Linked DNA regions of Homo sapiens: region 2 is linked to region 1. A link is a contact called in ENCODE Hi-C or POLR2A ChIA-PET data. All regions are on one chromosome and are shown on one strand. Each heading gives the region's core, a stretch centred on a gene start or an enhancer-like site at or near the end of the contact. The rest is flanking DNA. Distances are from core to core; before and after follow the strand shown. Region 1 overlaps DOCK8 (dedicator of cytokinesis 8). Region 2 holds the start of KANK1 (KN motif and ankyrin repeat domains 1).

Region 1 (5,027 bases), core at 823-3,322:
AGGGTAAGATTCAATTTGTTCTCAAATTGAAAATTCCTACAACCCCAGAACCATATCTGTTGAAAATTAATCTACATAGCTCCTAACACAGTGTAGTATACAGATAGCTGACTCAAACCACAAATCTAAACAATATTTCACAAATAGGATAGTGAAAACAGAGAGGTTAAATGACTTGCCCCAAGTCACATGTGCAGTCACACAGGACCTGGCTGCCTCGTTACAGCACTGGGGAGGCTTCACGCCACTCCTGGTGGGGACGGGGAAGAGGCATGATGTCTCCAGCTGGCGCACCTGTATCCTCATGCATGTTTCTTTACCTTTTGGAGAGTGGTCCTCACATTTACTTGGCTGTTCACAACAGACAAGCCTTGTCAAAGTCACCTAAGACTTCATGATGCCAAATTCAATGGTTTTTGCTCAGTCCTGGTTTATTGGACACAGTTGTTCACTCTCTCCCTCTTGACATACTTTCTTCCCATGGAAGGCAACCAATTGTCTCAGGGTGTCCCAGTCTCTTAAAGTCTCATGTACTGAGAAAATCCTCAGTACCAGGCAAATTGTGACAGTTCGTTCCTCTATTTTACAGATACCACTTTTACTAGGTTTTCCTCCTGCTATGCAGTGCCCTGGAGTTCAATTCTAAATCTCTTCTCAATCTGCATTCAATCTCAAATGAACTCATTCACTCCCATGGCTTTAAATATACATTTTTAAAATTACAAGTTTATATCTGCAGCCTCAACTTCTGCCATAAATTCCAGGTTGACTTTTCCAATTACACCTCAACATCACTACTTGATAATTTAACAGACCTCTCAAACACAATGAGTTCAAAACTAACTCAACTTTCCTGGCAATCTGCTCTTCCCATACCTTCCATACCTCCACACTTCTGCAAGTGGCAATTCCAGTCCACCAATTGCCCAGGTGGAAAACATTAAAGTCAATCTTGCTTCTTCTCTTTCTCCTACACTCTACATATCACCCATCAGAAAATCCTATCCACTTTCTTCTGAAATATATCCAGAATACTTCTCACTTTCTCTTCTGCCACCACCCTCGTCCAAAGCACCGGTATTGCTTTCCTGAGTTACCGTGACATCTTCCTAACTGCCCTCCCTCGTCCAGTCTATTTTCCACACTGCAGCCAGAGTGATCCTCATAAAAAGTCAAATGGTTCCACGCCCAACCTCAATGCTCACAGCAGCTTCCTGTCTTAGAGTAGGAGCCAATGTTCTACAGTCTCTGAGGCCTGTGACCCAGCCCTGCTTTCTCTATGACTGCATTTCCTACTGCCCACTCTGTTCAGGCCTCATTCTGCTTCCTTGCTGCTTCTGGAGCACGTCACTTATTGAAGTTTTGGGGACTTTGCACGTACTGTTCCTTCTGACTGGAATATTTTTCCTTCAGATGTCCGTCAAGTTCATTCAGAATTCTGCCCAAGTGTCTCCTTTCTAGATAGAGGCCTTCACGGATGATCCAATCTAAAAGCATCTCTTCTGGGTCACGATTTCATTCTTCAAAGCCCTCAATACTCCCTGACACAATCGACATTTTCTATTTGTCTGCGTCTGTCCCTCATTCTGAAAGGCAAACTCTATGAGGATAGGCCCTCTATTGTATTCACTGTTGTATCTTCAATCTCACTGCTGTGCCAGCAGTTCCTGACATAGAGACCCAATACATATTTCTAAAACGAATGAGTAAGCTCTCTACTATCTTTAAACGAAGCTGAAGGCAGTAAAGTTCTTCTAGCTTCTGTGATATCGAAGTTCTGTACTTTATGGACTAAACACTCTCCTGCTTCCAACAACAACAATCTAGCACTGATGCCACTAAGAGGGAGATGCTGACATGCCACCATGGGCATCACTCTAGTTTCACCAAGGCTGAGTTGATTCCTCTGCTGAACAATGACAATAAAGAAACGTCTGCTCTGTGTGCAGAATGCCTGCCACTCTTTCCTTTTATCTTCCATTGTGAATTTGCAAGAAAATTATCTTGAGATCTTCATTTTCCGTCATGTCCCTTCCAGTGCAATCAGTGAAACCTAAGAATAGCCCAACCCCTTGAAAGATGAAGTGCAAAAGAACAACAGAATCAGAAGAATAAAAGAGGACCATATTTATCAGGCAATTAACCATTTAAGTCATCATGAGCTGTAAAATAAAAAAGGCTGCTTTATTGCACAGAAGCCTATACACATAACAAAAATAAATGCCTTCTAAGCTATGAGACTTTTTTTTTAAATAAATGTTACATATACAAACATGCCATGTAACCATGGTGTTTGGTACATATCCAGGATGTGGCTTTTTACATCCTTTTCTTCAGTCAGAGCCGTTATGGTCCAGCTAATTCATTCCATTTCACTTCAAAATTGTTCTATTCTCACTTTTAAAAATAGGATTTTTCCCTCCATAAAATATGTAGCTTAAGGTTATTAACCACCTACACAGTCTCAAATCCTCCTTACTTCCTTAGGGCATAGATCCTAACTCTTTCTTCTCTTGTCCTCTCGCCTCCCCTCCCCTCCTTTCCTCTGAGACAGGGTCTCCTAACTCTTCTCTTGTATGTTACTCTTCTTTTGTATGTCTTCTCTTCTCTTCTCTTCTCTTCTCTTCTCTCTTTCTCTTCTCCTCTCTTCTCTTTTCTTTTCTGAGACAGGGTCTCACTCTGTTGCCCAGGCTAGAGTACTGTGGCTCAATCATGGCTCACTGCAGCCTCCAACTCCTGAGTTCAAGTGATCCTTCTGCCTCAGCCTCGCAAGTAGCTGGGACTAAAGGCATGTGCCACCATGCCTGGCTAATTTTTCTTTTTAACTTTGTTGTAGAGATGAGTTCTCACTATGTTGCCTAGGCTGGCCTCGAACTCTTGGCTTCAAGCTATCCTCCTGCCTCTGCCTCCCAAATTGTTGGGATTACATACAGCCATGAGCCATTGTGCCTGGCTTCTACTTTGAACAATCAGAAAATAGGCCGGGTGTAATGACTCATACCTGTAATCCCAGCACTTTGGGAGGCCAAGGCAGGCAGATCACTGAAGCTCAGGAGTTCAAGACCAGCCTGGACAACATGGAGAAACTCCGTCTCTACAAAAAAAATACAAAAATTAGCCAGGCGCAATGGTGCGCCTGTGGTCCCAGTTACTTGGGAGGCTGAGGCAGGAGAATCGCTTGAGCCTGGGAGGCGGAGGTTGTAGTGAGCCAAGATTGTACCACTGCACTCCAGCCTGGGCGACAGAGCAAGGCCCTGTCTCTAAATAAATAAATAAATAAATGAAAAGACAATAGTATATTACAGTTTCATTTTAACAGAGGTACTGATTATAGACTTGTTTGCCTGAATAGGTGGCTGGCACCAGAGGGTCTCTGGTTAATCTATTCACACAGCTGTGGCAATAGAGAATGCCAAAGCCAATAAGTGAGTCTACACACAGGGTTATTTACTAGCCACAGCTGCCTTCTAGCCCTGGTCACAAAGGATTTTGGTAGGAGTGTCAAATAGACCTGGGACAAGTTTATCATCACATCTAGAAAACCAACTTCAAATGATGGATCCCCTTCATACTAAAAAATGCAAAATTTGAAAATATTTTATCTACTTAGAAAATGTTTATACACATAGTCATCAGACCTGATATTTATAGTTTTTAAAAACCCCAATAAAACAAAAAGAAAAATCAACATCAAACATACACCCTTCCTCTCATCTGATTTATCAGATTTATGACAGAAACCACTGTATTTTCTAAGGATATATCTGTAGGGTTAGTAAGTGGTCTTTGCTTACTACACCTTCTGAAATTCAAAGCACACAGGGCAAAATAAGTGTTACCTTTCTTTATATATTCCCCCCATTTGGAATACGTCTACCTTTAAAGTTTTTTTAAATGGGCCGAGCGCAGTGGCTCAAGCCTGTAATCCCAGCACTTTGGGAGGCCGAGGCGGGCGGATCACCTGAGGTCAGAAGTTCAAGACCAGCCTGGCCAACATGGCGAAACCCCGTCTTTACTAAAAATACAAAAATTAGCCAGACATGGCGGCAGCTGCCTGTAATCCCAGCTACTCAGGATGCTAAGTCAGGAGAATCACTTGAACGCAGGAGGCAGAGGTTGCAGAGAGCAGAAATCACATCACTGCACTCCAGCCTGGGTGACAGAGGGAAATTCCATTACAAAAAAAAAAAGTAAAACTAGGCCGGGCCCAGTGGCTCATGCCTGTAATCCCAGCACTTTGGGAGGCCGAGGTGGGTGGATCACTTGAGGTCAGGAGTTTGTGACCAGCCTGGCCAACATGGTGAAACCCTGTCTCTACTAAAAGTACAAAAATTAGCCAGTTGTGGTGGTGCACGCCTGTATTCCTAGCTACTGGGGAGGCTGAGGCAGGAGAATAGCTTGGACCTGGGAGGCAGGAGTTGCAGTGAGCCAAGATTGCGCCACTGCACTCCAGCCTGGGTGACAGAGCGAGACTCCATCTCAAAAAATACATTAAAATTTTAAATAAATAAATAACAGAGCTGTTTAAATGATTCTCAACCTGGGCTTCAAGTTAAAGTCCCCAGGGAACTTTAAAATACTGATGCTTGGTCCCCACCCCCAGGAATTCTGATTGAATTGTCCCTAGATAATTTTAATGTCCAGTCAGGGCTGAGAACCCTTACTCTAAGTCTTCTCAGCCTTCTCAATCAAGCCTTTGCCTCCTATCACATCATGTATCCTTTTCTCTTCTAAACACCTGCCACTTTTGAAGCCAGTATATTCTACATTACCTGTTCTCCCAAATGGATCATAAAGCCCTTCAGAGCTGAAGTCACCTTTTATTCATCATCTTCTTTTAATCTCCCACAGTGTCTCCATAGTGCCAAATCGTAAGAGAGCAATACTAGCCAATATATACAAAGGACCCATTATATAATTCTATATTCCCTACTAGGGACAGCATTATTATGCCAATTTTACAAATGAAGAAACTGAAGTCTTCAGAGAGATTAAGTGGCTTGTCACAAATTACATGACTAATAAAT
Region 2 (4,502 bases), core at 273-2,772, 230 kb before region 1:
AAAACTTCCTAAGTAGCTGCCTTAAAATGAGGGAGAAGGGCTGGGAGATGGAAGAATGACTGCTAATCGGTATAGGGGTTCTTTTTGGGGGCAACGAAATGGAATCAGATGGTAGTGATGATTTCATAACTTTACGGATATATTAAAAACCACTGAATTTTGACCTTAGAAGAGTAAATTTATATGTTTATTACACTTCAATTTTTTTTAAATAAAACGTGCTCAACATTTTAGTAGAGAAAGTTGGATGAAAGGAGAAACTGGCAGATGAACAGCTACTTAGCTGTTAACGCCACCTAAAAATGAACTTGAATAAACTCAGGAATTCAATATAAGCAAACAGACCCTCATTTCCATTCAGCTCCAGAGGTGGGGGGCAATGACGGTGAGGAAAGGAACTGCACGATTACACATCTGGATGATTAAGCTTCCTTATTAGCCTCGGGTATCAGGGTCTAATAGAATCCACTATTTAATAAGATGGGCTGACCCTCCGCAGAGGCCACGTGCGGAAAGCGAGCGCTGGCGGACGCCATAAATTGTTAACGCCAACTCGCCCAAGGCCTTCACTAGGTCACGCTCGTGCAGCACGGCTCGTGCTGACCCGCAAGAGCCACCAAGAACAGTTGCCTCTGAAAGTTCCACGGGACCCGGGTGAAGGAGATGAACGGTCAAGGAGCCGTGGCTGCCGCGAGCGCCACTGCGTGTTGCCCAAAGCGGCACAGAAAACGCAACATTCGGGGACCAGCCCGCTTCAGGGCCCCTACACCTTCCCTCGACCTGGAACCGCGGGACCTCGGAAACCCACGCTGCCCGCGCCGGGTTGGGCCGCCCCAGAGGCCGCAGCGCCCACGCCCCTCCCCCGCCTCCCCGCCCTCCAGCCCCGGCCGAAGCCACCTCGGAGTTGGCGGAGGGCGACCCGAGGCCACCTGCCCCTCTGGGGCCGAGGATAAAGGGGTCTTGACCGCCACTCCCTCCCGCGAAGGGCAACATCCAACTCCACGGAGAGCCGCTTCAGAGAGGGTCCCCCGTTCCGCCCCGGGCTAGGGAAGGGCCCAGAGGCATCCGAGGGACAGAGCGCCGGGCCGGGGTAGCCAGGCGCCCGCACCCTCCCGCCGGCCGGCCCGGCCCGAACTTTCTCGCTGCTCCGTGCCCGGCGCGCCTCTCCCTCCTCCAGACCGGCCGAGCGCCGCCGCTGCAGAGCGCGCCAAACTCCGACGGCCGCGGGGCCGACGCCACCTCTCGGACCCCCCCCCAGGACCGCCCCGAGGCCGCCGGGTTCACCCGCACGAGCGGGAGCCCGCGGGGGCTGCCCTCCGCCACCGCCACGGCCGCCGCGCAACCCCGGCGCGCGCCAAGTCGGCTCCGCGCGGGGCCAGCCCGAGGCAGGGGTAGGGGCCTCGCGCTCCGGGACAACCTCGCCGCGGCACGGGGCGCGGCACGGCCCCGCCGCGTCACTCACCTTCGGCCGCTCCTCCCAACCTGCCGGCCGCTCGCTCGCTCCGCCGCGGACCCGGAGCTCGGGGAAGGGCGGGGCGCAGGGGGCGGAGTCGGCCCCGGCTGGCAAGCGCCAGAATTAAAGCCCGAACCGCACGGCCGCCGCCGGGGCGGGGAAGCCGGGGCGGACCAGCAAGCCTCTCACCCGCGGTGGGCGACAGCTGTGGCTGCGCCCCGGAGCGGCGCGTGAGAAGAACGGCGCGGGCCGGCGAAGCCCCGGCTGCTCCCTCCGCCCAGAGGACGCCCGGCTCCCCGCGGGGGCGCTCTTTGTACCGCGGAGCCGGCCGCGGGCGGCCCTCAGTGCGCCTGCGCGCCGCTGCAACTCCACCAGGCCCGCGGGGCACCTTCGTGCACCTTCGTCGCCGCGCCTGGCCCGCGGGCCTCGCCGCGGCGAGAACTAAGCAGAAGAACTTCCTCCACCGCGGTTCGCTCCTTCTGCCAACCCGTATTTACCACGTCCATCCTCGCACACACACCCGCAAGGGGAGAAGAAATCCAGCCCCCGTGAGACGGTGCGGTGCTCCCATCTCCGGCTGGGGCGGGGGTTCTGGCAACGAGGCTGGCCTGCTCGACGTCCTCCCCCAGCGCCTCTGTACCTCCTCTCCCTCCCCGGGTGAGGGGGACCGGAGCGTGCAGAGCTCTGTTTCCTGCAGGTGCCTCGTCAGCACGGTCGCCCCGGCGGCCAGAAACCTCCCGCCTCCAAGGGCACCTCCCTTGTGACCTCCGTGCATTCGCCCTGGCTCGGCTGCAGGACAGAGTCCTCGGCGGAAAGGGGAGGATGCGTGTTCAGAAGGTTGCAGGTCTCTGGGGACTCCACAGAAGACCCAACGCCTGCCTCGGGGGCTCAGGATTGAACTGGCTTCCTAGTTCAGTCCCAAATACTCGATTTGGAGCAATCCAGTAGGTCCATGAGAAATTAGTAGGGATTGAGAAGCTGTGACTTCAGTCTTTTTCAAATTGAAGGTGGCTTGAACAAACAGAAGAGGAGCTTGGGAACTGAAGGGACGACTTTATAAAAACCAGGTATTACTCAAAAAACAATGTTAGCTCTGCAGTCAACTGATTTTCTTAAGGGAGAGAGTCCTCCCCTCACCCCCAAGCTCTCTAGCACCGCACACATCCAGCAGGGCGTTACACACGCTCAGTCTTTTTTGTGAGTGTGCAAGTGAAGAGCCATCAAACTTCACAAGGCGACATGCTTGCCTCTGGGGAGAAGACGCTGCTTTTCCACAGTTCACAGCGAAGCACACCTGCAAATTCCTGAACTTGATGGCTCCTGACTGTTTAGGGAATAGGCAAAGGGCAGCCGGAAGATATGTGAAGGCAGGAAAGCTCATTTTGAATCTCAGCGCCTTTGCCAGCTCACTGGGTGGCAGTAAGCAAACTCTTTCCTCCTCCTGGGCCTTGCTTTTTCGTCTGTAGAGTAGGGCATTTGGATGCAGTAGATATTTTCTAAAATCCCCCACCACCACCACCCCGCCCCAAATGTCTACTCTTCTATGAAAAGGAGAATTGTTTGCATGGTGATAAGGGATGAGATATCAGAGGCAGGAAGACTCCTGCATTTTAAAAGTGCTCGTCGGCCAGGCGCAGTGGCTCAGGCCTATAATCCTCACACTTTGGGAGGCCGAGACAGGTAGATCAGTTGACCCCAGGAGTTCTGGGCAATACAGTGAAATTCTGTTTTCACCAAAAAAAAAAAAAAAAAAAAAAAAAAATCAGCTGGGCGCGATGGCGCGCGCCTGTAGTCCCAGCTACTCTGGAGGCTAAGGTAGGAGGATCGCCTGAGCCCTGGAGGTCGAGGCGGCAGTGAGCAGAGATTGAGCCACTGCATTCTAGTCCAGGCTACAGAGTGTGACCCTGTCTCAAAAATAAATAAATAAATAGTGCCCTCGACCGGGTGCACTGGCTCACACCTATAATCCCAGCACTTTGTGAGGCCGAGATGGGTGGATCACTTGAGGCCAGGAGTTCAACACCGGCCTGGCCAACATGGTGAAACCCCATGTCTACTAAAAAATACAAAAAAATTCGCTGGGCGTGGTGACGTGCACCTGTAATCCCAGCTACTCGGGAGGCTGAGGCAGGAGAATCCTTGAACCCGGGAAGCTGAGGTTGCAGTGAGCCGAGATCATGCCACTGCACTTTGGCCTGGGCGACAGAGCACGACTCTAAGAAAAAAAAAAAAAAAGTGCTCTCCATCCCCAGAATTCCCAGCCTTCACCTCTCCTTTATTTCTCCCTCTTTGCATTTAGTCAGTAAACATTGATAGGCCCTCAAGAGTAAGCAAAACGAATCAATCAAAAGTATGGCAGATTCTGAATTTTTAGTGGATTTATACTTGAAATTTCATTTTTAATTTAGTTATTTTATTGACATACAATTCACATGCCATACAATTTACTCCCAAAATGTATAATTCAGTGGTTTTGAATATATTCCCAAAGTCACACAACCATCACCACTAATTCCAGACATTGACATCCCAGTAAGAAACCCCATACCCATTAGTCACTCCCCATTCCTCCCTACTCCCAGCCGCTGGCTACCACTAATTTACTTTCTGTCTCTATGGATTTGCTGATTCTGGACGTTGCATATAACTAGGAACATAACAACATGCTACTAGCTTCTTTCACTTAACATAATAGTTGCAAGGCTCATCCATGCTGTAGTATGTTTCAGTACTTTCTTCCTCCCCCTACCCATTATACCATTTACTGATGATAGAATTATACTGGAAAACTGTCACAAAAGAACAATCTTTGAATAGAACCGTTTACTAAGTGAAACATTTCTTGAAATATAACATGCGAAAGATTGTCAAACATGTCAGCATAGAAGCCCTTGGATTTATATAAAGACTCTCGCGAGGCTGGGCGCTTGTGCCTATAATCCCATCATTTGGAGATCCCAAAGCAGGAGGATAGCTTGAGCCCAGGAATTGGATTGAGACCAGCCTGGGCAATAAAGTGAGACCTCATCTCTATTTTTTTAAAAAGTAA

What was found. Hi-C counts contacts between places; a loop is a spot of excess contacts on that map. ChIA-PET counts read pairs that join two places held with the same protein, here RNA polymerase II (POLR2A). Pooled maps may share reads with other maps.
Region 2: a map of naive thymus-derived CD4-positive, alpha-beta T cell shows a loop between it and region 1 (2.3-fold over the local background). The contact joins the promoter of KANK1 here to the enhancer-like site in region 1. A Hi-C loop is called at or near these places in 1 of 168 maps with a recorded cell type or tissue (naive thymus-derived CD4-positive, alpha-beta T cell) and 9 of 50 pooled maps. POLR2A ChIA-PET finds 5 or more read pairs at or near these places in 2 of 52 experiments (RWPE1 and activated naive CD4-positive, alpha-beta T cell).

Annotation. Positions count from the first base shown.
Region 1 is chr9:275,061-280,087 of GRCh38, reverse strand. The region is part of intron 2 of DOCK8 (dedicator of cytokinesis 8); the gene reads right to left. Among named protein-coding and RNA genes, the nearest start is that of DOCK8-AS1, 62 kb to the right of the region's middle. Within about 2 kb of position 2,072, at least 6 of the 41 ENCODE cell types and tissues checked have a DNase peak (open chromatin) inside an H3K27ac peak, as active enhancers do.
Region 2 is chr9:501,715-506,216 of GRCh38, reverse strand. KANK1 (KN motif and ankyrin repeat domains 1) reads right to left here and starts at 1,522. Exons shown (of 12, transcript NM_015158.5): 1 at 1,463-1,522. It overlaps LOC105375947 (translation initiation factor IF-2-like), which reads left to right and starts at 664. Exons shown (of 4, transcript XM_047424276.1): 1 at 664-957; 2 at 1,048-1,278; 3 at 1,396-2,520. The coding sequence starts at 664. The coding sequence ends at 2,217. RefSeq lists a silencer at 1,397-1,886.